Linked DNA regions of Homo sapiens: regions 1 and 2 are each linked to region 3. The links are chromatin loops, found by intact Hi-C in ENCODE. Cell type or tissue: HCT116. All regions are shown on one strand.

Region 1 (8,000 bases), 370 kb after region 3:
GCCACCACTAGACACCTCTCCTCTGGGGCCTGCTGAGAAGTCTCTCTCTCTGGGTTCTAGGCACAGTTCTAGAAGGTGTGAGTGCCTTTGTTTTCCAGATGGTGCTTCCTGATAACTAGGGGTATCTCTAGCAGGCGAAGGCCTGGAGAGAGGCCCAAGACAGTTTTTTTTTTTTTTTGAGACAGAGTCTCACTCTGTCACTCAGGCTGGAGTTCAGTGGCACAATCTTGGCTTACTGCAACCTCTGCCTCCCAGGTTCAAGCAATTCTCCTGCCTCAGCCTCCTGAGTAGCTGGAACTACAGGCACCTGCCACCATGATTGGCTAATTTTTATATTTTTAGTAGAGACAGGGTTTCACCAGGTTGGCTAGGTTGGTCTTGAACTCCTGGCCTCGAGTGATCGGCCCACCTTAGCCTCCCAAAGTGCTGTGATTACAGGCATGAGCTGCTGCACCCAGCCCGAGACCCAGGGCAGTTCTGACCATTCTCTCCACACAGACTGAAGAGTAGCCATCCCAGGACCTCTGGCACTGTGGCCACGTCACCAGCCCTAAGGATTTATCAATGAGTGGCATTCTGTTCATGGAGCAGGTGACACTGACATCAGAGAGTCATCTGGAAGAGTCACACTATGGACAGATTTCCTAGGAACAGGTGCCATAGAAGAACAGCCATCACCTATCCTTATTCAACATCCTCCACCAGAAATGCCAAGGTCACAACTATTTGTGCTGAATAAGTGAAAATGAATGTTGACAATGTTCTTTTTACTATTAGGCTATCAATAAAATAGAAAAAGCTTCCAGAAAAAATAGGATGTATTAAGGTTGATAAAACTTTATCTTAAACAACTCACCACAATATTTCTTGAGGAATTTCCATATGTGCTGTTCACTTTAACTGTAATGGATTTTTCACAGTATTTTTCTACTAAATCTTCAAAAGAGGGTGTGGCATCACTAGGATCTATAAGCCATGCAGCAATTCTGGGATCTAGCCCTATAAAATCAGCAACTGAAGAGAAAAAGGTCATTCAGTCATCCCAAGAAAAACCAATAGTTGTTTTTCCTGCTTTGACAAAGTTCTTAAGTTCAAACGAATAGTAGTAGTATTGTCATCCTCTCAAATTATAGACCTAAGGACCAAAGTGACTTTCCATTATTCTCCAGAATTTAGAACCCTTGATAAGGCAGCCTCGATGAACCCAAGTCCCACATGGCCCGTCTCTGTGGGTGTCACATTAAAGAGGCAGATTTCAAGTAGCCATAAAGGAGGGACTCCAAGCTCACTTGCAATTTGGATCTCTCAAAAACATGTTAAAAGCTGTCGAAGTCAGAGTCGTGGGTCATGCTACCTGCCTCCCCTCCTCCTTGCTCCTCTTTCCCTCAGGCATCCTCTCTGCCAAGTCCTGCCCTCCTCCAGCCTGTCACTGGGCTGTCTGGCACCATGGAGTCTGGAATCCAAGCCTCTCGAGCAAAAGGAAGAAGGGCGGGAGTTGCCTGAGCACACACGACACCCTCGTCACTGAGTGTTGAACAGGTAGTGTGTGCAAGGCAAAGATACTTTGGCATTCTCCCTGAAGTGTGGAAAATCTACAAGACAACTAATGTGTGGCGCTTTGGTACTGTGGAAGGAACACCAGGCCTGGATTCTGAATCACCCTCTGAGCCTGGGAGGCCACCTCGCCCCTTCAGTGTTAGTTTCTTCATCCAAAAACTGGGGGGAAAGATTACTGTAATTATGTGTGATATACATGAGAAAATGCTTTTTAAAAAGTAAATACAATATTTGCTAAACAAACAAGTTTTTATACCAGAACACTTTAGACATGAAGGGAGAGTCATAAAAGGCTGGGGAGGTGGGGCGGGCTAGAAATCAATAGACAAACTAAATCCTAAAGTGACTGCTTTTTAAGTTACTTTAAAATTTTGAATTGTGCCATACAAAAGTAAGGAGTTTGCCTTTAAATAAAACTATAGTCTTAGATCATATCACATTAAATATTATATGTTCAGGCATCTTTAAATTATACCAGTCTAAGAGATTTATATTTACCAAAGCAGCCAGTATTATGACTTTCTCATTTGATATCTAGGAAGGCTCTTACAGTAGCACATTTGGAGCTCTGGATAAGAGGAGCACATGTCTCCGTCAGCAGCACATGATTTTCTACAACACTGTCTGGTGATGCGGACTGACCCAATAGGACTGTTTCACTCCACTTCCCTTTTCAATGCTTTAATATTCCAAAAGTAATGGTTATCAACATATGTTTTTTAAAATCCTTGGGGAAGCTCTGACAGTATAAGAATGCTCTGGGAGATGGTCCCTATAATCTCTTGCAACTGACAAACTGAAGCCTGCCAGGACAAATCCCACACTAGGGAGAAAATGCCAGTAGCTGAAAAAGAAATGCTAACAAAATAAGATTTAAAACAAACTCAGAAAATTAAGAAAGAGTAAAACCTGTAAAAAAGTAAGTAAATCCGAATAATATACTTAGAAATTAGGTGACTTAGAAAAAGAAAAATTATACAAAGAAATGACAGAATCTAGGAGAGAAAATTTAAAAAAAGAAGACATTTCAGAAATAAAAACTAAACTGGCGCAAGACACAAAAGCAAATAAACATAATAGCTAACTACTTAAAGTAAAAAAAAAAAGAATTAAGGAAAGGGAATTTTTTGTTTGTTTGTTTTGTTTGTTTTTTTGAGATGGAGTCTTGCTCTGTTGCCCAAGCTGGAGAGCAATGGCATGATCTCGGCTCACTGCAACCTCTGCCTCTCAGGTTCAAGTGATTATCCTGCCTCAGCCTCCCGAGTAGCTGGGATTATAGGCACCCACCACCATGCCCAGCTAATTTTTGTTTTTTTTAGTAGAGATGGGGTTTCACCATGTTGGCCAGGCTGGTCTTAAACTCCTGACCTCAGTTGATCTGCCCACCTCAGCCTCCCAAAGTGCTGGGATTACAGGCGTAAGCCACTGTGCCCAGCCAAAAAAGACAGAATATTTTTTTAAATAAAAAAGAATCAAGTCCAACAGAACTTAAAAATAAAATAAAATAAAATTTTAAAAAATCTAAAAGAAATGACGAAACTGAAAATGGATTCTGGATAAAAAATGATAAATATGACAAAAAGATAAATATGAAAGACAGACAAGAAGATTCAACATATGAAATAGGAAATCAAAGGAAAGAAAACAAACGAACACAGCACTAAACACTGTAATTCAAGATGACTTTAGGCCGGGCATGGTGGCTCATGCCTGTAATCCTAGCACTTTGGGAGGCCGAAGCAGGCAGATCACGAGGTCAGGAGAGGCAGATCACGAGGTCAGGAGATTGAGCCCATCTTGGCTAACACGGTGAAACCCTGTCTCTACTAAAAATACAAAAAATTAGCTGGGTGTGGTGGTGGGCACCTGCAGTCCCAGCTACTGGGGAGGCTGAGGCAGGAGAATGGTGTGAACCCAGGAGGCGGAGCTTTCAGTGAGCTGAGATCACGCCACTGCACTCCAGCCTGGGCAACAGAGTGAGACTCCGTCTCAAAAAAAAAAAAAAAGATGACTTTAAACTACATAAAGACATATACATAATCAATACAGCGTAGTATCGACACAGAATAGACCTACAGATCAGTGGAACAGAATCAAGAGTCTAGAAATAAACCCATACATCAGTGGTTGATTGATTTTCAACAAAGGTACTAAGAATGGTGTTGGATACCAACAATGGGTGGAATTGTGGTCCTCAAAAGATAACTCCACCCAGAATCTCAGAATGGGAACTTATTTGAAATAAGGGCCTTTGCAGATACAATTATGGTAGGAATCTTGAGATGAGATCATCTTAAGTTAGGGTGAGCCCTAAATCCAATGATGGGTGTCCTTATGAGAGACAGAAAAGAAGGTGACATATAGAGACATGCAGAGGGAAAAGGCCACATGAGGATGGAAGCAGAGACTGGAGGGATGTGTCTACAAGTCAAGGAGTGAAAAGGACTTCCAGCCACCACCAGAAGCTGGGGGAGAGTCACAGAATGGATTTTCCCTCAGAGACTCCAGAAGGAACTGCCAACACCTTAATTTGGACTTCCAGCCCCCAGAACTGTAAGAAAATAAATTTTTGTTTTAAGCACTTAGTTTATGGTAATGTTACAGCAGACCTAGGAAACTAATACAGACCCCTACCTCACACCATATGCAAAAATTAACCAAAAATGGATCATAAGCCTAACCTCAGAGAGAATATGATTAAACTTGTATGAAAAAAAATGAGTAAATCTTTCTGACCTTGGATTAAACAATAGTTTCTTAGATTTGACACCAAAAACACAAATAACAAAAGAAAACACAAATAAATCGGATTTCCTTAAAAAAAAAAAAGTGTGCTTCAAAGGACATCAAGAAACTAAAAAGACAAGTCACAGATTGGGAGAAAGTATTTGCAAATTGTATATCTGACAATAAACTCATATTAGAATATATAAATAATTCTTACAAATAAACAATAAAAAGACAATGCAATTTTAAAATGGGCAAAATATTTGAACAGACATTTCCCCAAAAAAAGATATAAAAGTGGCCAATAAGCACATGAGAAGATGTCCAATATCATTAGGCATCAGTATAATACAAACCAAAACCATAAGGATGTAACACTTCACATCCACTTGGATGACTAAAATAAAGATACACAAGAACACGTATTGGGCAAGGATGTGGGGAAGTTACAGTGCTATATACAGTGCTGGTTAAAATGGTGCAGCCTTGTTGGAAACAAGTTTGGCAGTTCCTCAGAATGTTAAATACAGAGTACCACATGACCCAGCAATTCTACTTCTTCTAGATATACACGCAAGCAAGTTGAAAATATGTCCACGCAAAGACCTTTACACCAAAGTTCATAGAAGCATTAATCATAACAGCTAAAAGTGAAAACAACTCAAATGTTCATCAACTGATGAATGAACAAAATATGAATATTATTCAGCCATAAAAAGGAATAAAGTACTGATACATGCCACAACTTGAATGAACCTTTAAAACACTAGGTTAAAAACCAACAACAACAAAAAGCTACATCAGGCTAAATGAAATAAGCTAGTGACAAAAGGTTGCATATTGTGCAATTCTATTCATGTTAAATATTCAGAATACACAACTCCAGAGACAAAAAACCACAGATTAGTGCTTGCCAGAGTCTGAGAAAGGGGGGATGGGGAGTGGCTGCTAAGGAGTACAGGGTTTTTTTTTGGGGTGACAAAAATGTTCTGATATTATGTAGTGGTGATAGATGCACAATTCTGTGATTACTTGAAAAACCCCTGAATTGTACAGTTAAAGAGTGAATTTTATGGTATGAAATTATATCTTAATAAAACCGCTATTTTTTAAAGCTATACCAGAAAGCTATTTACAAGGTGTTCTTTTTTTCTTTTTTTTTTTGAGACAGAGTCTTGCGAGATCTCTGCTCACTGCAATCTCTGCCTGCCAGGTTCAGGTGATTCTTCTGCCTCAGCCTCCTGAGTAGCTGGAACTACAGGCGCACGCCATCATGCCCGGCTAATTTTCATATTTTTAGTAGAGATGGAGTTTCACCATGTTGGCCAGGCTGGTCTTGAACTCCTGACCTCAGGTGATCCACTCGTCTCCGCCTCCCAAAGTGCTGGGATTACAGACGTGAGCCACCGTGCCCAGCCAAAGTTTTTTTTTTTTTTTTAAGGGTACATACATATCTTGCAAAATTGACCCAAAACAGCCAACACCAAGACACAGTCTAGTAAAACACTAGACTTTAAAAAAAAAAAGGAAAACAAAACAAACAAAAACCTTTGGACATTCAGACAAAAAGACCAAGTCACTAATTAGGGAAAGAGAATCAGATTTTCACCACACTTTCTGAAAGCACCACTTTATGCCAAAAAACAATAGTATAGCATATTTTAGAAATACAAAGAAAGATGTAAACCAGTGATCTTATATACAGCCAAACTGACCTCCAAGTACAAAGGATTCTTCAGTATGTTTTAAAGGAGATCAATAAGGTTAAGTAAAAACCCTGTCATCCTGAACATGAATTAGAAATATCAGTATGAACTCACAGTATATTTTATCTTAAAAAAAAATACAAACATCTTAGCCTGGTAACAAAAGTCAACCTAATAGTGAGGTACATATCCAGTGACCAGATTCTGGTCTCTAAATGCCATTTTCACTAATGTAACAGGGCTCCTTGAAGAAATGGCTAATTTCAGGTCTAGAGCAGGAAATGCACAAGATGACCTGGAAACATCCTACCATACCACAAATCAAAGAAGATGCCCAGATTACTAGGTTTGTATGACAAAGGCTCACCTAACTCATCAAAGATCATGTGCAATGTGTCAAAACATATCAAATATATTTAAATCCATATGCTCATAATGATACTAAAATGAAAAAGGCTTTTTTTGATCACCTTTTGGTGATTCTATGAAACAATTCATTATTTTGAAAACGGGTAAATAAAGGAAAATAATCAAATTTTATCTTGGCTTTTCTATATGAAGTGTACTTAGGGTAACCAAATAGATGATAAAAGGGGATTTCTCTTTATGTAAGTGTTATAGCTAATAAATGAAGAAAGCATAATAGATCTTAAATATCACCATGTTGCAATTAAGGAACCTAGACAATGACAAGCAGTAGCTTCTAACATCACAAAAAAAGATAAACATCCAAACATTATATACCTCCTGACAAACGTATACAACACTTATGTAGTCTTTCTCTCCCAAATCTAACCTGAATCTGATCAGGCATCTGGATCTAATTGCCAATTTACAGGAAATAGAAGAGAGATAACATATTAAATGAGAAGAAAGAGATGTGCTCAGTAAAATCCAGACTGTGAGAAATTCTACAGGACAAACAATCTGGTTTCTTGAACACCAAAACAACTGCAAGAGTGTAAGACAGAGGAAGGGAGAACATATAGATGAAAAGAGGCTTAACAAATACAAGCACACCTGGCTGGGCGCGGTGGCCCATGCCTGTAATCCCAGCACTTTGGGAGGCCGAGGCAGGCAGATTACTTGAGGTCAGGAGTTCGAGACCAGCCTGGCCAACATGGTGAAACCCCTCTCTACCAAAAATATAAAAAATTAGCCAGGCATGGTGGCACGTGCCTGTAATCCCAGCTACTCAAGAGGCTGAGTCAGGAGAATTGCTTGAACCCAGGAGGCAGAGGTTGCAGTGAGCCAAGATTGCACCATTGCACTCTAGCCTGAGTGACAGAGCGAGACTCCATCTCAAAAACAAACAAATAAACAAAAAGAAATACAAGTTACGGGCTTTGGGCCCCAGTTAAAACAAACTGTAAAAAAACAAAACAAATAAACAAAAACAGTTATAGAACAACTAGGGAAGTGCAAACACTGACTAGACAGCTAATAATAAAAAGAGATTATTGGTAATAGAGTGATGTTACCAAAATGGTAGAACACAAGAAAGCCGGCTTCACTCTCCTTCACAGAAAAAGCAAAAACCAATATACAGCACCAAGATTATCACCAGCAATATCCCAGAACCCAAATATAAGGATGACACAGTTTCCAAGGCCACACAGAAGTGAAAAAACTCCATGCAGACAGTAAGAGAATCAGACTTTATGTCCCTTCCCCAATCTGCCAGTCACCAAACATGTAGAAAAACTTCTCCCAATTCAGTTACTAAACTGAAAAAAGTGAGACTGAGGTGGACAATCAACTTTCCCATCATCTTGGGCCCCCTGGCAGGAGACCCGTCCCTGCCACAATCCACAGGAAGCATCATGAGTGTCTGAAGGGAGAAATATCCCTGAGGACAGCCAGAAATGGGCAGTGGTAGAGACTAGCAGACACTCGGCTCTGTACCATAGACAGAGGAGACACCAAATCAGAAAGGCTGGTCAGTAGGACCATGTTGTAGGAGGTACATCCTACAGGTCCCCTGGGCATGAACTCCCGGCTAGCCTTCCC
Region 2 (8,000 bases), 90 kb after region 3:
AAGGTCTTGCTGAGTCTGGCGTGCAATAGTGTGGTCACAGCTCACTGCAGTGTCAACCTCCTGAGCCCAAGCCATCCTCACACCTCAGCCTCCCGGGTAGCTGGGACTGTAGATGTGCGCCAGTGTGCCTGGCTAATTTTATTTTTTGTAGAGACAGGGTCTCACTATGCTGCCCAGGCTCATCTCAAACTGCTGGGTTCAAGCAATCCTCCCTCTTTGGCCTCCCAAAGTGCTAGGATTACAAGTAGTGAACCACTGTGCCCGGCCTCCCTCCCTCCCTCCCTTCCTTCCCGAACTCTTCCATTCCTCTCCTTCCTTCCTTTCCTTCCTTCCCTTCTCTCTTTCTCTTTCTTTCTTTCCTTCTTTCTTCTCTTTTTTTTCTTTTCTTTTCTTTCTTTCTCTCTCATTCTTTCTTTCTTTCTTTTCCTTTCTTCTCTTCTCTTTTCTTTTCTTTCTCCTTGCCTTCCCCAACATAAGAAAGATAGTTAAACCCGGGTATGGTGGCTCACATCTGTAATCCCAGCACTTTGAAAGGCCAAGGCGGGTGGATCGCTTGAGCCCAGGAGTTGGAGACCAGCCTCGGCAACATGGTGAGACTTTGTACAAAAACACAAAAATTAGCTGGGCATGGTGGCAAGTGCCTTGTAGTCCTCACAGCTGCTCAGGAGGCTGAGGCAGGAAGATCACTTGAGCCTGGGAGGCAGAGGTTGCAGTGAGCCATGATCATACCACTGCACTCCAGCCTGGGTGACAGAGTGAGACTCTGTCTCAAAGGAAAAAAAAAAAAGGAAAGTGGTTTGGGCTGGGTGCAGTGTCTCATGCCTGTAATCCCAGTACTTTGGGATGTTGAGATGGGAAGATCCCTTGAGCCCAGGAGTTTGAGATCAGCCTGGACAATATAGTGAGATCCATCTCTACAAAAAAAGGGTTAAAAAGTTAGCTGAGCATGGTGGGGTGCACCTATAGTCCCAGCTACTCGGGAGGCTGAGATGGGAGGATTGCTTGAGCCCTGAAGGATAGAGGTTGCAGTGAGCTGAAATTGTGCCATTGCCCTGCACTCCAGCTTCGGTGGTAGTGAGACCCTGTCTCAAGGGAAAAAAAAAATTGTTTGGCAGGGTACAGGGGCTCCTGCTTGTAATGCCAGCACTTTGGGAAGGATTCCTTGAAGCCAGGACTTAGAGACTAGCCTGGTCAACAAGACAAGATCCCGTCTCTACAAAAAATTTTATTTTTATTTTTATTGATATATTTTTGAGACAGAGTCTCACTCAGGCTGGAGTGCAGTGGCGTGGTCTTTGCTTATTGCAGCCTCCACCTCCTGGGTTCAAGCGATTCTCCTGCCTCAGCCTCCCAAGTAGCTGGGATTACAGGTGTGTGCCACCAAGCCTGGCTAATTTTTGTATTTTTAGTAGAGTTGTGGTTTCACCATGTTGGCCAGGCTGGCCTCGAACTCCAGACCACAAGTGATCCACCTGACTCAGCCTCCTAAAGTGCTGGGATTGCAGGCATGAGCCACCTCACCCAGCTGCTGAACTTCTTGAATCTGTACATTTGTGTCTTATTAAATTGGGGAACTTTTGGAGGACCACTGTTTTCTCCAAATATTTTTGCCTTTTTTTTTCCCTCCTCCTTCTGGGTGGAACTCCAGACCCTTTAATATTGTTCCACAGATCTGTGAGGCTCTGCTTCCTTTTTTTCCCCCTTCTTTTTACAGTCTTGCTCTGTAATCCAGGTTGGAGTGCAGTAGTGCAATCATAGCTCACTGCAGCCTTGACCTCTTGGACTCAAGCGATCCTCCTGCCTCAGCCTCCTGAGTAGCAGGGACTACAGGTGCACATCACCACGACTGGCTAATTTTTGTATTTTTTGTTGAGATGGGCTCTCACTGTCTTGCCCAAGCTGGTCTTGAATTCCTGGACTTGAGTGATCCTCCTGCCTCGGCCTCCCAAAGCCTGACCACATTCCCCTTAAAAATGGTTTCGTGGCCAGGTGCGGTGGCTCACGCCTGTAATCCCAGCACTTTGGGAGGCCAAGGCGGGCGGATCACGAAGTCAGGAGATCGAGACCATCCTGGGTAACACGGTGAAACCCCGTCTCTACTAAAAATACAAAAAATTAGCCGGGCGTGGTGGTGGGCGCCTGTAGTCCCAGCTACTCAGGAGGGTGAGGCAGGAGAATTGAACCCGGGAGGTGGAGGTTGCAGTGAGCTGAGATCGCACCACTGCAGTCCAACCTGGGTGACAGAGCGAGACTCCGTCTAAAAAAAAAAAAACAAAAAACAAAAAACACACTTTTTTTTTTTTTTTTGTCCAGCAGCTGGAATCTCTTTTCAGTTATTTCATAAACTAGGCTGCTTGGAATCAGCCTGGAATTTGGGCAGAGTTTATAGGCAGAATTTGGGACTCCCCTCTGAGACTCTCTCCTTGAGATTTCCCCCCTCATTTTATAGTTGTTACAGTTGCTTCAAACTCTCCTCAGTCACACATTTCAAAATGGAGTTCACCCAGTGCTGTTCCCTTTCTTTCAACAGTTGGTTCCGTCCATTTTCTCTCTGCTTTTGGTTGCTCTCAGTTCCTTCAGGAGGTGGTTTTTTATGTTTTGTCCAGGGTTATAGTTTTTACCTTGGGACAGTTGGTATGATATGAGCTGGAAGAGGAACTGACTTTGATCTACCTTTTTAAGAAATTGTGCGGGTCAGACAGAACACATTTGTATGTGTTTTGGTGTTAAAGAGTTGTCCAGAGCACATGAAGCTGAACTGGGACTTCAACATTTTTTCAAGGTTTTACATTTGCTCTTTTTTTCCTGTCTCCTTCCTCAGCTGTCTGCTTTTCTGTGGAGACTGCGGGTTGCAGACACCAGCAGCCCCCTATTGCTGCACGTCAGGTGTCCTCCACCTCAGTACTGTGGACATCTCGGGCCGCATAGCCCTGTTGCGCGGGCATCCTGTGCGTTGCAGGAGATGCAGCAGCATCCATGACCGCAACCCATCAGAGGTCAGGGTCCGCCCCCTAGTGGTGGTAATAAAAAATGCTTCCAGATGAGGTTAAGTGTCCCTGGGGAACAAAATCCTCCCCATTTGAGAACCGCTGTTCTAGTCCACGGGCATCTCTGGTCCTTACTGTACTCAGATTTTCCCTAGTGTCTGATGCTATTGATTTCTGGCTTCTCAGAGGGCTGTTGTTGGAGCTTGTGATGGTGTACTCCTGAGAGATGCCTTCCCAGCTGGGGCGGGTGCCTACCTGTTTCTTATTCCTAGCTGTGTTTTGGGGCTCTGGCCCCTTCACTAGATGTCTCAGATTAGGGACTGTAGCTTTGCAGGGAAGACCCCACACCAGCATGCTGCAGCGAGTTACCTTCCTAAACTGCCCCTTCTGCACGTGGGCCTCACTGGCCAGTGTGGTGCACTGGCAAAGTAACCTGTGTTGTGGCTCAGCAGTGTTGTTCTCAAGTAGTTAATCTTCAGGTAGTAGCTAAAAAATGTGACCTTACTGCTGTGTTCTTTCTTGTTTAATTTAGGCCTGAACACGGAGGGGATTAGTGGACTGAGATAAGAATACTGGGTTGAGCATAGCCAGACCTGACTGGGATTGCTTTCACCCTTGGAGACTCTTGGCTTTTTGCTTCTTATTTTCATCAACCTGGAGCTAATCCTGTGCTTGGAGTTGGAATATCTGGTTTTAGACTTTGCTGACCAGGTCATCTTGGGCACATTCTGAGCCTCTGCCTGATACCTCAGCTGTAACAGGAGGGATTGGGATGAGCTCTTTTCCTGTTAGTGTTGATTTTGCTTTTATGCTATTCCCTGTTGTCCTTTTGCATAGGCCTGGCATTATGCCAGCTGCCTCACACATATTAGCTCTTTTAAGTATATGTTGGTGGACAGGTGGAAATCTGTGTTTCAGGGATGATTGGCAAGTTAAGTTATGTGTCCATGGCCACACTGTAGATTATTAGTGGTATGACTGGAGTGTGCTGTCTTGACTGACTTTCATGTTCTTCCTTTAAAAAATGATTCCTTTTTCTTTCAGCTTTATCATTTTGTGATTCCGTGTAATTTTTGTGATACTAAAACTGCCTTCTGTGACCTGAATTATTATAAAAACATCATAAATTGCTTACAAAGAAAATCAGACCCCACAAAGCTGTAGAGGTCCTGGCATACCTATCCTAGGTTTTAAATGTAATTGCTTTTTCTTTCTTTTTTCTTTTTTTTAATACCATAGTGTTCTAAGAACGGAAGCATCTGGGCTGGATGGAATTTAGCATCAAGCAGAGTCCCCTTTCTGTTCAGAGTGTTGTAAAGTGCATAAAGATGAAGCAGGCACCAGAAATCCTCGGCAGTGCCAACGGGAAGACTCCGAGCTGCGAGGTGAACCGCGAGTGTTCTGTGTTCCTCAGCAAAGCCCAGCTCTCCAGTAGCCTGCAGGAGGGGGTCATGCAGAAGTTTAACGGCCACGACGCCCTGCCCTTTATTCCAGCCGACAAGCTGAAAGATCTTACTTCCCGGGTGTTTAATGGAGAACCCGGCGCACACGATGCCAAACTGCGTTTTGAGTCCCAGGAAATGAAAGGGATTGGGACACCCCCTAACACTACCCCTATCAAAAATGGCTCTCCAGAAATTAAGCTGAAAATCACCAAAACATACATGAATGGGAAGCCTCTCTTTGAATCTTCCATTTGTGGTGACAGTGCTGCTGATGTGTCTCAGTCAGAAGAAAATGGACAAAAACCAGAAAACAAGGCGAGAAGGAACAGGAAGAGGAGCATAAAATATGACTCCTTGCTGGAGCAGGGCCTTGTCGAAGCAGCTCTTGTGTCTAAGATCTCAAGTCCTTCAGATAAAAAGGTATTTAGGAGACGTTGTGTAAGGGGTCATGTGACCTTGAGCAGTGAGCATGGCCACCCTATGAGGGCACCTGCACGAGTACTGGGGCGGGCGGAGAAGGTGAGGACAGGCCTGGTACTTCCAGCCACTTGCCTGAGCCCTGGCTTTGGGTTGGAGGGTGGGCTCCAGGATGCCCTGGCACTGCCTCCTCAGTTCTCAGCTGGCTGCTGAGCCAGTTGAGAGGTCTAGAGAGGTGAGCTAAGTGTTCAAGATTCAAATGGCTAAAAAGAGGCAAAGCTTGTTTCTTAACGTGGTTCTGCCAGTTTCAGAGCCCTTGCTTGACAACGTCAGGCTACACTCTTTTCATGGATCTCATCTCCAAGGTGTTCTTTAGCCTGATGTGGTCAGTGGAGACAGGCTGGGCTCTAGAGTGTGACTTCTTAAGTCTGCACCATCTGATGAGTGGGAAGCAGAGCTGTGCAGAGGTGCTCCCGCTGTCCTTACCCTGTGGTCCAGTGTCCACTTACTGTCTCCTCAGCCAGGTGGTCCAGCAGATGGCCTGCCTCCCTGAGGCCTAGGGATGTGTCTTTTGCCTCCTGTTCTTGGTTCCCAGTGCAGAGCCCAGCACACTGAACACAAGCGAATGAGTGTTTCCTTATCCTAACTTGCGATGGAAAGGTGTGGTGGTGCTGCTCCATTCTGCCTGGTGATGGTGTCTCCACGCCTTCACGTGGCACTCGGGATGGCCCTGACACTCGGATGAGTATAAGCCATAGGAAACAACCAAGGGGCCATGGCTTTGGCAGAAGGAAGGAACTCTTGATGGGGCAGCAGTCTCTGTTCATCTGGTGGTCTATAGGGTGTTGCTTTTTAGTTGTAACTCCTTGAAATTGTTAAAATAATGAAGAGCTTTGAGGGTTAAAAAAACGTTTTTTGATTACTCAGGAGCTGTTTAGTTCTCGCTCATGTAATGGCAGTGGTGAAGTTTTTAAATTTTATTTATTTATTTATTTATTTTGAGATGGTCTCTGTTGTCCAGGCTAGAGGGCAGTGGTGTGATCATGGCTCACAACAGCCTTGACCTCCCAGGCTTAGGTGATCCTCCTACCTCACCCTCCTGAGTAGTTGGACCACAGGTGTGCACCACTATATGCCCAGTTAATTTTTTATTTTTTGTAGGACAGGGTCTTGCTGTGTTGCCCAGGCTGGTCTCAAACCCCTGGGCTCAAACGATCCTCCCACCTCTGCCTCCTGAAGTGCTCGAGTTACAGGTATGAGCTACCATGCCCAGCCTACAAAGATTTTTTGAAGTGCCCACAGCAGTATTGAACCTCATGCTTTTGCTTGGGAAGAGGCCTGTGCAAGTTGTCAGAGTCCTAGCTGTTTTGTTTTGAGACAGGGTCTTGGTATGTTGCACAGGCTGTTCACGAACTCCTGACCTCAAACGATGTTCCTGCATCAGAGCTGGCTTTTTCTTTCTCCTCCAACTGAAAAACAAACCAAACAAAAAAATCTGGCTTTTATTCCTAGCCATGTCCCTTGGTTTTGTTAAAACTTGAGTAACTCAACCTGAATTTTGACTCTTCCTCTGGAGAGTGGGGTCAATAAATGTAAACCTGGGTTGCTGTGCAGTAATCTGGTAGCTGTTCTGAAAGTATGTCAGGCCTGATGGGGTGGCTCACATCTGTAATCCCAGCACTTTGGGAGGCTGAGGCAGGAAGATTGCTTGAGCCCAGGAGTTCAAGACTAGCCTGGGCAACATAGCGAGACCCGGTCTCTATAAAAAATAAAATTAGCTGGGCGTGGTGGCACTGCCTGTGGTCCCAGCTACTAGGGAGGCTGAGATGGGAGGATCAAAAAAACATGAAAATGTGTCATGTGGCAGCTCATGCCAGGCTTCACCAGCATGCTTATGGCAAGGTTTTGGGCCGGCCTCTTCAGCTTACAGGTGAGAAAACTGAGGCCTGAGGCAGTGGAACAATTTACTCATGTGTATAGTGCTCTTGAGCAAGGCTAGAGATTCACCCTTGGAGGGTTGGGGCCATGCTGGCTGTGCTTATTTCCACTGGAGAGCAGAACTGTGAGTGGCTTGTGGGGAGGAGTTTTTCTTTGGTGGAATGTTCAGCCTTAACCTACCCATTATGTTCTAGAGATGGAGAAATTGAGGCTCAGAGAGCCCCAAGGACTCAAATTACATGTGATGGAGCCGAGACTTGCTCCTAGTCCTCCTGGTGCCCTTGCCCTCACCACACTGGGATGGTTCATGTTGGTGACACATGGGCTGCTGAGAACTGATCGTCAGACATGACTGGAGGGGCAGAAGTCAGTATGGATTTGGAATTCTGTGAGAATTCCTTTTCGACCAGTTGAATAAAGTACCATTAAAGACCGTCTATTAATACTAGGCCAAGGAAATAGATTTATATAGAGATCTTCAAAATGTTGAACACCTGCTGTGTGCTATGCACTGTCCTGATCCTTTAGCTGAGAGTGAGAGAGAAATTTTTTTTTTTTTTTTTTTTGAGATGGAGTCTCGCCCTGTCGCCCAGGCTGGAGTGCAGTGGCGTGATCTCGGCTCACTGCAAGCTCCGCCTCCCGGGTTCACGCCATTCTCCTGCCTCAGCTTCCTGAGTAGCTGGGATTACAGGCGCCTGCCACCACGCCCGGCTAATTTTTTGTATTTTTAGTAGAGACAGGGTTTCATTGTGTTAGCCAGGATGGTCTTGATCTCCTGAACTCGTGATCCGCCCACGTTGGCCTCCCAAAGTGCTGGGACTACAGGCGTGAGCCACCGCACCTGGCCTGAGAGACAAAATTTTGATGAAACGATGTTGAGGCTATCATCTAAAACACAGCAAGGGAGCACACTCCATTTTTGGGGGTCTGTGTGTATTTGGACATTGTAGCCTGGTGAATCCTTGGTCTTCTGGATACACAGGTAGTGATTGGATGTGTTAGTGTTTGTCTTCTGTTGTTCATTTTCAGATTCCAGCTAAGAAAGAGTCTTGTCCAAACACTGGAAGAGACAAAGACCACCTGTTGAAATACAACGTTGGTGATTTGGTGTGGTCCAAAGTGTCGGGTTACCCTTGGTGGCCTTGCATGGTTTCTGCAGATCCACTCCTTCACAGCTATACCAAACTTAAAGGTATTGTGTTCTTTGGGTTGT
Region 3 (8,000 bases):
AGGCTGTTCCCGAATAAGGCGGGAAGCGGCGGGGCTCACTCCTGAGCGCCCTGCCCGCAGGTACATGATCATGCGGGAGTGCTGGCATGCCGCGCCCTCCCAGAGGCCCACCTTCAAGCAGCTGGTGGAGGACCTGGACCGTGTCCTTACCGTGACGTCCACCGACGTGAGTGCTGGCTCTGGCCTGGTGCCACCCGCCTATGCCCCTCCCCCTGCCGTCCCCGGCCATCCTGCCCCCCAGAGTGCTGAGGTGTGGGGCGGGCCTTCTGGGGCACAGCCTGGGCACAGAGGTGGCTGTGCGAAGAGGGGCTCGGTGGCACAGCGCTCACCCCGCCTCCCGCCAGCAGGAGTACCTGGACCTGTCGGCGCCTTTCGAGCAGTACTCCCCGGGTGGCCAGGACACCCCCAGCTCCAGCTCCTCAGGGGACGACTCCGTGTTTGCCCACGACCTGCTGCCCCCGGCCCCACCCAGCAGTGGGGGCTCGCGGACGTGAAGGGCCACTGGTCCCCAACAATGTGAGGGGTCCCTAGCAGCCCACCCTGCTGCTGGTGCACAGCCACTCCCCGGCATGAGACTCAGTGCAGATGGAGAGACAGCTACACAGAGCTTTGGTCTGTGTGTGTGTGTGTGCGTGTGTGTGTGTGTGTGTGCACATCCGCGTGTGCCTGTGTGCGTGCGCATCTTGCCTCCAGGTGCAGAGGTACCCTGGGTGTCCCCGCTGCTGTGCAACGGTCTCCTGACTGGTGCTGCAGCACCGAGGGGCCTTTGTTCTGGGGGGACCCAGTGCAGAATGTAAGTGGGCCCACCCGGTGGGACCCCCGTGGGGCAGGGAGCTGGGCCCGACATGGCTCCGGCCTCTGCCTTTGCACCACGGGACATCACAGGGTGGGCCTCGGCCCCTCCCACACCCAAAGCTGAGCCTGCAGGGAAGCCCCACATGTCCAGCACCTTGTGCCTGGGGTGTTAGTGGCACCGCCTCCCCACCTCCAGGCTTTCCCACTTCCCACCCTGCCCCTCAGAGACTGAAATTACGGGTACCTGAAGATGGGAGCCTTTACCTTTTATGCAAAAGGTTTATTCCGGAAACTAGTGTACATTTCTATAAATAGATGCTGTGTATATGGTATATATACATATATATATATAACATATATGGAAGAGGAAAAGGCTGGTACAACGGAGGCCTGCGACCCTGGGGGCACAGGAGGCAGGCATGGCCCTGGGCGGGGCGTGGGGGGGCGTGGAGGGAGGCCCCAGGGGGTCTCACCCATGCAAGCAGAGGACCAGGGCCTTTTCTGGCACCGCAGTTTTGTTTTAAAACTGGACCTGTATATTTGTAAAGCTATTTATGGGCCCCTGGCACTCTTGTTCCCACACCCCAACACTTCCAGCATTTAGCTGGCCACATGGCGGAGAGTTTTAATTTTTAACTTATTGACAACCGAGAAGGTTTATCCCGCCGATAGAGGGACGGCCAAGAATGTACGTCCAGCCTGCCCCGGAGCTGGAGGATCCCCTCCAAGCCTAAAAGGTTGTTAATAGTTGGAGGTGATTCCAGTGAAGATATTTTATTTCCTTTGTCCTTTTTCAGGAGAATTAGATTTCTATAGGATTTTTCTTTAGGAGATTTATTTTTTGGACTTCAAAGCAAGCTGGTATTTTCATACAAATTCTTCTAATTGCTGTGTGTCCCAGGCAGGGAGACGGTTTCCAGGGAGGGGCCGGCCCTGTGTGCAGGTTCCGATGTTATTAGATGTTACAAGTTTATATATATCTATATATATAATTTATTGAGTTTTTACAAGATGTATTTGTTGTAGACTTAACACTTCTTACGCAATGCTTCTAGAGTTTTATAGCCTGGACTGCTACCTTTCAAAGCTTGGAGGGAAGCCGTGAATTCAGTTGGTTCGTTCTGTACTGTTACTGGGCCCTGAGTCTGGGCAGCTGTCCCTTGCTTGCCTGCAGGGCCATGGCTCAGGGTGGTCTCTTCTTGGGGCCCAGTGCATGGTGGCCAGAGGTGTCACCCAAACCGGCAGGTGCGATTTTGTTAACCCAGCGACGAACTTTCCGAAAAATAAAGACACCTGGTTGCTAACCTGGCCCTGTGCTTTCTGTCTCCAGTTCTGGGATAGGGGAGGGAGGGGTCACTTTGCCAGGTGGTCCCAGTTGCGCGGGATGGATGCTGGCAGCAGCACCGAAAGTCACTGGTGGGCTGGGAGCCCCAAGAGCAAGGAATGTTTATGGGAGGGGCCTGGCGGAAGGGAGCAGGGTGCCTGGGGGTGCACTGCCCTGGCTGCTCCCAGCTTGTGGGTTCCTGAGGTGGTGGTGGTGGTGGGGAGGGTCCTTTCTCACTAGCTCTGAGGCAGACCTTCTCTCATCACCCCACTCCTGGCATCCGCCTTCCCAGTCAGCTGGGGAGCTTTCTGGGCATCCCTCTATGGAGCCAAAAGCAAGCAAAGCCCTCATGGGGCCCTGGGGGCTACACAGGCGGTCACTCTCCTCCAGATCAGCTCTCTGCCCTCCCAGGCCGGGCAACCAGTGCCCCCACTGCCTTGGGCTCCATCAGGGTCCCCTACAGTGATAAAGCACCTTTGGGCAGATGAGGTGCTGAGAACCCAGAGATGGAACCAGGCCCTTGCCCAAGTTCATAGCCCTAGCAGGGTGGGAGGACAACATGGTGAGAGCAAGTCTGGGAAGGCTTCCTGGAGGAGGTGTGCCGTCTCTCCTGACTCCCCACCACCCTCTTTGCTGTCCTCCCTTCTGCTATCCTCCCTCTCTTGTCCTCCCGTTTTTCCCATCTCTGCTGTCCCCACCTCTGTCGTCCTCCTCCTGCTCTCCTCCCCCCATCCCCTCTGCTCTCCCTACCTCTGCTGTCCCCTCTGCCGTCCTCCCTCTGCTCTCCTCCCCTCTGCTGGCTCAAGAGCAGGGTTTCCCAACCATGAGCTGCATGAACTCTAGCTTCTAAAATGCTCTGGCTACAAACTCACCTTTCAGGTCAGGGGGTACTGCTGGCCCGTTTCCTGGGCAGGCAAGGGTTTAACTCAACCCCATTCAGGGAAGCACGTGTGGGCGCAGGCCTGGTGGAAGTGGCCTTACAAGGGACTCTGCATCCCTAATGCCCCCACTTGCCCAGAAACCCTATGCTGGGCCCCAGAGGCAGGCCTGGCCATGGGACGCCTGGTGACAGTGGCAGGATGGGGAGGCCCACATGGGCCTGAAGGCTGAGGCCTGCAGGGCAGTGGGGGGACCAGGCCAACAGGCAGGCAGTGCCAGCATCCACACCAAGGCAGGCAGAGCATGGGGCTCGAAGCGCGGGCCGGGAGCGCCCCCTAGCGCTGGCTGGGCAGTGTCCCTGCTACAAACCCAAGGCCCCTCTCCTGTCAGGGCTCTGGTGGACCTCTGGTGGGCACAGTGGGATCCTGAATGGGTGCTGGGGACCAAAGGGCTGGGCCACCGGGAGAACAGTGGCCCATGAAGGTGCTGGTGGGCCAGCCCCCTCCTCCTCAGCGTGCTTCCTTAGCGACCCCAGATGGCAGGGCACAGTCCCTGAAGCTGCCCCACCAGGGGCTCCCTGGCTGCCTCCCCCTGTCCCATAAGGTGAGCCCATGAGAGACCCCAGCTGTCAGCACAACTGAACCTCCGCCATCAGGGTGCCCTCTAGTGGTTGGGTGTGCTCTAGGCTGGCAGGGTCCCCGCCCTTGCTGTCTGCTGATGGCTGAGGGGGACATGTCTCATGGGAGGCCCAGCTTCCAGGACACAACTGGTGGCTCCTGGGGTCACCAAGGGCACCTGGTTTGTTCACAGCTCTTTGGGCTGCTGTCCCCATGAGGGAGCACCTCCCACCCCAGCTGTGGGTCCATCATTTCCTCTGATTAATTAGGGCCTAGGGGTCAAGGGAGGCCCCGAGGGAGGACTCTCAGTGTGAACAAACCAGCAGCCAGGGCCGCAGAGAAGCCTGTGAGGTGCCCACAGGGCCTGGTCCCAGTGTGGGCAGAGCACCTAAGGGATGGCTTCTGTCCACTGAGAAGGGTCGGGAGCCAAGACACCACACTGCTATCCTGGCGCTGGAACCATCCACGCACTCCTGCAGCCAGGCCACGCTGAGGCAGGTAGGCACCCAGAGGTCCGGGCTGGGGGCTGCTCTCCATGGCCCCAGGCCATCACACATCCCTCAGGGCGTCTGGGCCCTGCCTGTGGGCTGGACTGCAGGCTGAAGGCCCTGCCTCATCCAGGACTCCCTAGGGCAGTACTCGGTGCTCTTTCCCCTCAGCGGCCTGAGGAGTCTTTCAGAAGAGCTGGCCCTCCTGGGTGACACCTCGGCGAGGGTCCCAGCCCCTAACCCCAGGACTCCCAAGAAGTCACTGAGGTCCCCAGAGCAGGGAGAGCATGACCAGGTGGCAGGGCCACTGGCCTGGAGAACGTCCCACACTGTTCCATGAGCAGCTCACGCTGTCACAGGACCTGGGGACGTGGGTCTCCTGACCCTGCAGGCCCATCCTGCAGAGCAGGAAGCGTGAAGCCAAGGGCTGAACCCATGGAGGGCGGCCCAGCACTCAAACCCCCAGGGATGGTGAGGCTCCTTCTGGAACTGGCCTCACAGCCACACGCGCCCCAAGGCCCAGCCCCTGCAGCCACGTGGACAGCTCTGCCGGCTTCCACTCGCTCCTGTGTGCCCAACGGTTCAGAAATATTATTACTCTGCACTGTTACAGGAACACAGATTTGATGTTTTAATAAAAATACGATTTCTACAAAAGGTGCTTAACACGGCCCAGGACGGGCTGTCCGGTGGAGTCAGCCGTAGGACCCCTGAAGGATTTACAAAGACAGAGCCGGCTCACCAGCACACTCCTGCCAGCACCGGGACCCACTGCGAACAAAGACAGAGCCGGCTCCCCAGCACGCTCCTGCTAGCCCTGGGACCCACTGTGAGCCACTGCGGGGTGTCCTTCATTTAAAAAAAGTCTGGACTGTGACACTGCAGAAGGAGTCTGAAAGCCCAATTCCTGAATCCCTGCGTTAGAACTGAGAGTTCAGGCCGGGCGCGGTGGCTCATGCCTGTAATCCCAGCACTTTGGGAGGCTGAGGCGGGTGGATCACCTGAGGTCAGGAGTTGAAGACCAGCCTGACCAACATGATGAAACCCCATCTCTAATAAAAACTTGCCCGTAATCCCAGCACTTTGGGAGGCCGAGGTGAGTAGATCACGAAGTCAGGAGATCGAGACCATCCTGGCTAACACGGTAAAACACTGTCTCTAATAAAAATACAAAAAAATTAGCCAGGTGTGGTGGCGGGTGCTTGTAGTCCTGGCTACTCGGGAGGCTGAGGCAGGAGAATGGCGTGAACCCAGGAAGCGGAGCTGGCAGTGAGCCGAGATCACGCCATTGCACTCCAGCCTGGGAGACAGAGCAAGACTCTGTCTCAAAAAAAAAAAAAAAAATTAGCTGGGCATGGTGGCGCATGCCTGTAATCCCAATTACTCAGGAGGCTGAGGCAGAAGAATCGCTTGAACCCGGGAGGTGGAGCTTGCAGTGAGCCGAGATCGCACCACTGCACTCCAGCCTGGGTGACAGAGCGAGACTCTGTATCAAAAAAAAAAAAAAAAAAAAAAAAAAGTGAGTGCTTAGCTGGAGTGAGGAGGAAACACTGAATTCCTAAATCAGGAATTCGTTTCATTTTCACCAGGCGCAGATATCCTAGCTCCTGAAAAAGGCCAAGACCGAGGGTCTGGCCCTGGGCAGGTGTAAGAAAGGACTGTTTTAAGAAGCTTATTACACAAAGCTCATATTTCTGGATCCACCACTGCTTACATTTGCACCCAGACACCACTTTTAGGTGCAAGAAGAAAGGTCAGGACATAGAGAAAAATGCACACAGAACGATGAGGGAGAATGACGAGGGAGAATGACGAGGGAGCAAGCCTGCATCAGAGCACGGCTGATGTCACGGAAGCCACCAAAGGCACCCACCAGAGCCTTCCCCACCTGCAAAGCCCCTGCAGCACCCGGAGGGCAAGCTGGCTTTTGGAGGCCATGCGGAGTCCAGGGCAGAGGGGACAGTGGGATGGGCTGCCTGTTGCAGTGGCTGTTCACGTCAACAGTGCTCAGCCAAGGCAGTGAGGACGAGGATGAGAGCCGGGGCAGCTGACTGGGCCCGCGATGCCGCTCACAGGAGAGGCGTCTGCACACACCTGGCAACTGCAAGACTTGTTCTCAAGGGTAAGTACACTTGGACAAACGAACACCAGGCTACTTACACAGGGTGAGAGAATTCATAAATATTAGTTAAGGATCTAAAACAAACTTCTCAAATAACTGAAAGCTGAAAGCCTCTGGAAGCCAACTGTCCCTGCACAAAGGTTTACAATTGAGAAATATCTCCTGTTCCTATTTTGTCAAGTTTCTTTAATGGCTGAACAGAAAGAAGCTTCAAGTAATGGAGAAGGCATTGTCTGAGTGCAGCTGCTTTCCTGGACGCCTGTGCCGTTCCTGTCTTCCAAATCCTATGCTTGGAGGCCCCTGGAGGTACATTTTTGCCAGGAACCAACCTGACCTTAAAAAGATGAGTGTGACACAGCCGGCTGGGCAGGAGGATGGAGGTGCCACAGGACACCACCTGCCCACGCCCTGGCCAGCCTGGCCATGCTGCCGAGTGCGGGGAGGCCACCCCACCCAGAGGGCACAGGGCAAACCCTAAGCACGGGGGTATTGCCCTTGAAGCCCCAGGGGATGCCCTGTGCCGGATCCTCATGCCTCATTGACTAGCCTGCTTGCTGAAGGAGCCCAGGGGCCTGAGCCTGCAACACTGCAAGGGGTGAGAAGGGCATGCTGCTGTGGGCGCACTGGACTCAAACCTCACATTAGAAGCTACAAAGAACCCCAAATGCGCTTCAGAGCCCCACCAACCCCCAAGCCAGGCTCATCCCTGACACAGTGAATCCACTGCAGCCCCCGTGGGAAACTCTGTGCCAATTGACTGCTTAAAGAACTGGGGGAAATAGAAAGCCGAGAAAGAGCTCCGATACACAAGGGAAACCGCACGTGAGAACCAGCACTCCCAGCAGGGAGACGTCACTCTCCAGAGGCCACAGAGATGGCAGACACCTCTGTCTCCACAATGACCCACATCCAACTGAAAGTGTGCAGGAAGACAGGTCTATTGACACTGAAATCTAGAAATCAAGGTCCACAGGCGAATGGAGGCATCTTCAGCCCTGAGGAGGCCAGGCTGTGTCTCCTGACGCCCCTGAGGGTGGGCACAGCAGCCAGCTCTGTGTGGGCGGAGTCCACGTGGTCCTCATTCTCTTCCCTGGGGACAGGGCAGCACAGTCAGATGCTGAGACTGAGGCCACACACATGGGGGCGCCTTCCTGCCTTGGCCCAGCCCAGCTGCCTCTGGAGCCAGGAGGCCGTGGCAGCCACACCACAGTGTGGATCCAGACACGATTCTGTGGAGGGGTTCCGGGATTCCAGACAGACTGAATCTCCGTGGAATGATGAAAATTAAAATTTACTTGATTATGGAAGTCTCTGATTTATTCCAGCCAAAATATTAGATGAGCCACTGAGAATCACCACAAAGCAATCGCCCTCACGGCCCTTGCCAGGGTGACGGCACAGCAGGAGGACAGGTGCCCAGGCCAGTGGTTCTAGCTCTTCACCTCTGCGACCTCCTTCTCTGCCTTCTCTTTGGCCTTCTCCTTCTCCTCCACCTTCTCCTCTTTTTCCAGTGTTGCTACAATCTCAGCCACCTGGCTGGTGGAGATGTGAACATCTTCTTTGTCCACCAGCTCAATCACCTACACACGTGGGAAAGGGAGAGGCTCAGGTGGCTGCGCCCTACAGCACAGTGAGGCAGAGGCGGGGCCAGCGCCGTCAGTCGCCCCAGCTGGGGTGGCAGCAGCATGCACGCAATCACTGCCTGCGGGCCCCAGGGTCCTCAGAGCACCAATTCCCCCAAGGGGTGCCACAGACCCTGGGGAAGGGGCTCAGAG

The links. Peaks named below come from ENCODE experiments on the same cell type or tissue, not always from the same donor. Only the 100,000 strongest peaks of a DNase experiment are listed, where the experiment ranks them.
Region 1: a loop joins it to region 3, with 6 times the contacts of the local background. A loop is called at or near these places in 2 of 110 quality-filtered maps.
Region 2: a loop joins it to region 3, with 5 times the contacts of the local background. A loop is called at or near these places in 34 of 110 quality-filtered maps.

What each region holds. Positions count from the first base shown.
Region 1 is chr4:2,178,452-2,186,451 of GRCh38, forward strand. It overlaps POLN (DNA polymerase nu), which reads right to left. Exons shown (of 26, transcript NM_181808.4): 8 at 857-1,014. Among named protein-coding and RNA genes, the nearest start is that of HAUS3, 60 kb to the right of the region's middle. RefSeq lists a silencer at 7,980-8,000. In HCT116, no CTCF peak of the experiment used is centred here; no DNase peak of the experiment used is centred here.
Region 2 is chr4:1,896,400-1,904,399 of GRCh38, forward strand. NSD2 (nuclear receptor binding SET domain protein 2) reads left to right here. Exons shown (of 22, transcript NM_001042424.3): 2 at 4,227-4,852; 3 at 7,817-7,979. The coding sequence starts at 4,256. Among named protein-coding and RNA genes, the nearest start is that of NSD2, 29 kb to the left of the region's middle. RefSeq lists an enhancer at 2,711-2,850. In HCT116, a CTCF peak has its summit at 3,020 (motif pointing left); a DNase peak (open chromatin) is centred at 2,982.
Region 3 is chr4:1,806,769-1,814,768 of GRCh38, forward strand. It overlaps FGFR3 (fibroblast growth factor receptor 3), which reads left to right. Exons shown (of 18, transcript NM_000142.5): 17 at 61-166; 18 at 348-2,099. The coding sequence ends at 494. LETM1 (leucine zipper and EF-hand containing transmembrane protein 1) reads right to left here. Exons shown (of 14, transcript NM_012318.3): 14 at 4,711-7,805. The coding sequence ends at 7,656. Among named protein-coding and RNA genes, the nearest start is that of FGFR3, 17 kb to the left of the region's middle. In HCT116, CTCF peaks have their summits at 3,359 (motif pointing left), 3,567 and 7,394; a DNase peak (open chromatin) is centred at 3,333; H3K27ac peaks cover 851 bases.